2 separate regions of the Homo sapiens genome follow, and region 2 is linked to region 1. Evidence: read pairs that join two places in POLR2A ChIA-PET (ENCODE). Cell type or tissue: IMR-90. All regions are shown on one strand.

Region 1 (2,500 bases):
GTGCTCACGGTCAACCATGCTGAAGCGCATGTCAGGCCTTCACTCCCCTTTTTTTTTTTTTTTTTTTTTTGAGACACAGTCCCACTCTGTCACCCAGGCTGGAGTGCAGAATCGCGATCTCAGCTCACTGCAACCTCCGCCTCCCGGGTTCAAGCGATTCTCCTGCCTCAGCCTCCTGAGTAGCTGGGATTACAGGCGCCCACCACCACACCTGGCTTATTTTTTTGTATCCGTGAGTGGCTTCTGTTGTGGGTTAGATTGCACTGAGTGCCATGATTGGTGAGCAGGGAAAGAGGGTGGGAAGTGCAGGGCAGATTACAATGTAGGGACCAGGTGGGCTGCGCTGAGAAGGTGACTTGGCACAAAGGCTTGGAAGAAGAGCAGGGGGTCCACGTAGAGAGTGGGGCCAAGGGGGCAGCCGATGCAAAGGCCCTGAGGCAGGAGCATACTTGGCGTGTTTGAGTATTGGGGAGGCGGTCAGTGTATCGGGGGTAGAGTTAGTGGGAGGGAAGTGGCGGGGAAGAGAGCAGACTCTGAGGGGAGCCTGAGGGAGGGGGTCTCATGGGTTATCTGGCTCTGATGCTGAGGTACTCAGAGTGTCTGGGAGGTATGGGACAGGGGAGTCTGCTGACTTCACTTTAGCCCTCTGGTTGCTGTGTTGGGAATAGATTGTAGTTGACCACGGTGGAGGAGGGGGAAGGGTGCAGAGAGCACGGAGGAGGAGCCAGGAGGAGGGAGGCCACCAAAGTGACCTCAGGAATCTGGAGGTGAGGGGGTGAGACCCTAGATCTCTTGCCCAGGTAGATGCTGTAGGAATGGAAAGGGAGACCCAGGAGAACCAGGAAGGGGAAGCTGTTCCTAGAGAGCGCATCCGTGGAGCGGATGCAGACAGAGGAACCTGGGGAAAACGACCTCTTGTCATTGGAGCCGGACAGTCCCACCTGAAGGTCAGCTCAGGTCTTCAGGAGCTCTCAGTGTGTGATTCTGACCACCAAGCAGGGGTCAGAACAAGGGACTGGCCGCTGGGGAGGGGCCACAGGCACCAACACCCAAAGCTCAGCCCCATCAACACAGCGACTCCAGGGACCCCCCAGCTCAGTGCCTGAGGCCTCAGCTGCCACCCAGCCCCTCTAGGCTGCCCCTGCCAAGAAGAGGACCAGGGACCCGAGCTGTCCTCTTCTCCATGCCTGGGCCCAGGTGGACCCTGCGACAGCCACCAGATGCACGCTGCTACTTACGTTTGCATTAATTAAATTCTGTAAATATGAATATGCTCTATATTTACATAAATAACAATACACATAAACAATAAAATTAACAATTCAGGCTGGGCGTGGCGGCAGGCGACTGTCATCCCAGCACTGTGGGAGGCTTAGTCCGGAGGATGGCTTGAGCTCGGGAGTTCAAGGCACCCTGGGCAACACAGTGAGAATCTCCCATCTCTACAAAAAATAAATTAATGGATTAAAATGAATTTTTAAAAATTAACAATTCAATTCCTCAGTTGCACTAGTCACATTTCACGTGCTCAGTAGCCACATGTGGCTTGCCGCCTCCATGTATACAGAATATTTCCATTGTCACAGGCAGTTTTATTGGACAAGGCTACACTGAGGTCTCCCCACCCCCAACCAGTGGAGGGGGGCCTTTTGGCTGGGGACAGGGGACAGGATGGTCTGGGTAGCGGGAGGTCAGGGACTCCAGGGCTGAAAGGAGGAGTATTTGCCCAGAGCGGAGTCCTGGGCGTGTGTGGGGATTAAGCCTGAGCTTGTGATTAGAGAATGGCCTGGGAGGCGGCTGATGGGGGCTTGGCTGCCTGGGCCCAGCAGGAATGTTTGAGCTCAGCAGAGAGCGTGAACAAAGAGTGGAGGCAGAGCCAGGCAGGCAGGCAGGTGGAGGACGAGCTCACGGAGACACAGGGCAGCTCCGTTCTGAAGCGGAAATGGCAAAACACGACACCTAATAGCAGGCAGCTTCCTTTTTTCACTTGCTACACCCTCAGCTTCCCTGTGAGGCCCACAGGCCTCCCCGAATTCCTCCCAGACTAGGGCAGTTTTGTAATTTACCACCGCTTCCCCCACTGATGGGCACTTAGGTTATTTCATTTGTAAAAAATGTGGTTATCTGTTTGCTTTTCTGTCCCTCCTCCCTTCCAAGACAGGGGGCCCCCAGGATGTGAGGGATGTATCGTGTTTGCTACTATATCCCCAGAGCCGGGTACACAGTAGGTGCTCAATAAATGGATGAGTGACTTGTGGGAGGTATTGTGGGGGCAAGAGGTCGAGATCCTCCACGGGGGTTGGGGAGGAGCCTGGCTCCTGGGAAATGTCAGTGATGCAGAAAACACGATGAGGGAACCTGACGCCCTGCAAGCTAAGGCCTCCCCTTCCTCACCGGGTCCTCAACCACCCTCAGACTGGAGTCTGGCCACTTTCCTCATAGTGTCCCTGGGCCCCCACCTGACGGTGACTCTGTGCCGACTGCAGACTTTGTCTCCTGG
Region 2 (2,500 bases), 460 kb after region 1:
TTCCACAGATATGACTACTAAGAGCGTACCTTTTAGATTTTGTTTTATGGTCTCTGAAAGCCTGATTGGTAGCATAACACTGTGTTACTTGCCCCCTCCTTATATAAAGAAATGTATACCAGCCTGGGCAACAAGGCAAAAACCCTGTCTCTACAAAAAAACTACAAAAATTAGCTGGGCGTGGTGGCACATGCCTGTCATCCCAGCTACTCAGGAGTCCTAGGCAGGAGGATTGCTTGAGCCCACAATGGTGGAGGTTGTACTGAGCCAAAAACACACCACTGCACTCCAGCCTGGGTGACAGAGTGAGATCCTGTCTCAAAAAAAAAAAAAAAAAGAAATGTACAGGCACATTTTTAACAGTCATGGTAGCAAATGCTTGCCAGCCTTCTCCACTCAACGCATACACAAACCACTGACTCCTTGATGTCTACATCTGTGAAAAAATATCCAATGTCCCCCAAGTTGTCCTTAGAGTCTGGGTTTCATAGCAGCAGCAAGGTCTCTTCATGTTGTTCTCTAGGGAAGGGGTCAGCCACAAAAAGGCAATAGTTATACAACTTTGTAACAAACCCACATCCTGTATCTATGTACATTTTAGAGGAAACACCAAGGCCTTAGGTTATCATTATTGCAAAGGAAAATGCTACAGTTATCATAATTTACTGAAAAAAAAATAAAAAATCCCAGCAGTTTGCTGTAAAACTGTGTAACTTCCTGTCACAATCTTCTCCAATGGGGCAGCACCCACAACTATACACATTAAAGTGAAGTTTAATGTCCAAGAGTTTAATTCCTTTAATTCCCAAGAGTTCCCAGAACTGGTCAAACATCATTATCTCCATTAATCATTATTCAGAGGAAATTCAAATAGCCCAGAACATCAACTACTGACTGAGGACATGATTAGGCAACAATGAATGAATAGCTTTAGAAAAAAGCAGACATAATGGAAAAGGCAACTGTCCAACAGCTCAGGCATTCTCCAGGGCTGTGAGAGGTATACTCAAGCCTGTTTTTTTTTTTTTTTTTTTTGAGATGGAGTTTCCCTCTCGTTGCAGCGAAACAATGGAGTGCAATGGCACGGTCTGAGCTCACTGCAACCTCTGCCTCCCGGGTTCAAGTGATTCTCCTGCCTCAGCCTCCTGAGTAGCTAGGATTACAGGCATGCAAAACCACACCCGGCTACATTTTTTTTTTTTTTTTTTTTTGAGACAGAGTTTCGCTCTTGTTGCCAAGGCTGGCATGCAATGGCGTGATCTCCCCTCGCCGCAACCTCCGCCTCCCGGGTTCAAGCAGTTCTCCTGCCTCTGCCTCCCGAGTAGCTGGGATTACAGGCATATGCCACCGCGCCCGGCTAATTTTTTTTTTTTTTGAGACGGAGTCTCGCTCTGTCTCCCAGGCTGGTGTTCTCAGCTCACTGCAACCTCCGCCTCCCGGGTTCACGCCATTCTCCCACCTCAGCCTCCCAAGGAGCTGGGACTACAGGCGCCAGCCACCACGCCCAGCTAATTTTTTGTATTTTTAGTGGAGACGGGGTTTCGCCATTCACAGGATGGTCTCGATCTCCTGACCTTGTGATCCACCCGCCTCGGCCTCCCAACGTGCTGGGATTACAGGTGTGAGCCACTGCGCCCAGCAATTTTATATTTTTAGTAGACATGGGGTTTCTCCATGTTGGTCAGGCTGGTCTCAAACTCCCAACCTCAGGTGATCCGCCCGCCTCGGCCTCCCAAAGTGCCGGGATTACAGGTATGAGCCGCTGGGCTACGCCTGGCTAATTTTGTAGTTTTAGAGGTCAGGCTGGTCTCAAACTCCTGATCTCAGGTGATCCGCCCACCTAGGCTTCCCAAAGTGCTGGGATTACAGGCCTGAGCCACTGTGCCCAACTTCTTTTTTTTTTTTGAGACAGGGTCTTGCTGTGTTGCTCAAGCTGAAGTGCACTGGGTCAATCAGAGCTCACTGCAGCCTCAACTCCTGGGCTCAGGTGATACTTCCAACTTAGCCTCTCGAGCAGCTGAGACTACAGGCATTCACTACCATGTCTAGCTAATTTTAAAAATTTTTTTGTAGAGACAGGGTCTCACTATGTTGCCCAGGTTGGTCTCGAACTCCTGGGCTCAAGCAATCTTTCTTTGGCCTCCCAAAGTACTGGGATTACAGGCGTGGGCCACCACGCCCAGCCTCAAGCCCTTTTTCAAACAAAACCCTACACAAATGGCCAATACAAAAAGGAAATAAGTGAGCTTCCATACTTAAAATGAGGAGGGAAAGAGAAAGGGGGCCAAAAGGGACTGAGCTCAGCTCCTCATTCCCCTCAGGACCTTGAGCTTGGCCTAGTTTGCTCAGCTGTGGTCTAGGAGACATAAGATATTCAATTAAACATTTGCTGGCTACCATTTCCCACTACCTGTGCTAAGTGACCAGTGGCTCTGGGCACGGTCTCTTATCTTAGGCCTGTATGTCCAAATCAACAGTGGGAAGCTGGGCCTGGATTAGC

Evidence for each region. ChIA-PET counts read pairs that join two places held together with the same protein. Peaks named below come from ENCODE experiments on the same cell type or tissue, not always from the same donor. Only the 100,000 strongest peaks of a DNase experiment are listed, where the experiment ranks them.
Region 2: POLR2A ChIA-PET joins it to region 1 with 6 read pairs; 3 of 35 experiments call an interaction of 5 or more read pairs at or near these places.

Annotation. Positions count from the first base shown.
Region 1 is chr16:4,947,501-4,950,000 of GRCh38, reverse strand. No RefSeq gene overlaps it. Among named protein-coding and RNA genes, the nearest start is that of SEC14L5, 9.6 kb to the left of the region's middle. RefSeq lists an enhancer at 1,432-2,189. In IMR-90, no CTCF peak of the experiment used is centred here; no DNase peak of the experiment used is centred here.
Region 2 is chr16:4,486,663-4,489,162 of GRCh38, reverse strand. The region is part of intron 1 of HMOX2 (heme oxygenase 2); the gene reads right to left. All of the region lies in intron 1 of LOC124903636 (a long non-coding RNA gene), which reads left to right. Among named protein-coding and RNA genes, the nearest start is that of HMOX2, 12 kb to the right of the region's middle. In IMR-90, no CTCF peak of the experiment used is centred here; a DNase peak (open chromatin) is centred at 942; H3K27ac peaks cover 449 bases.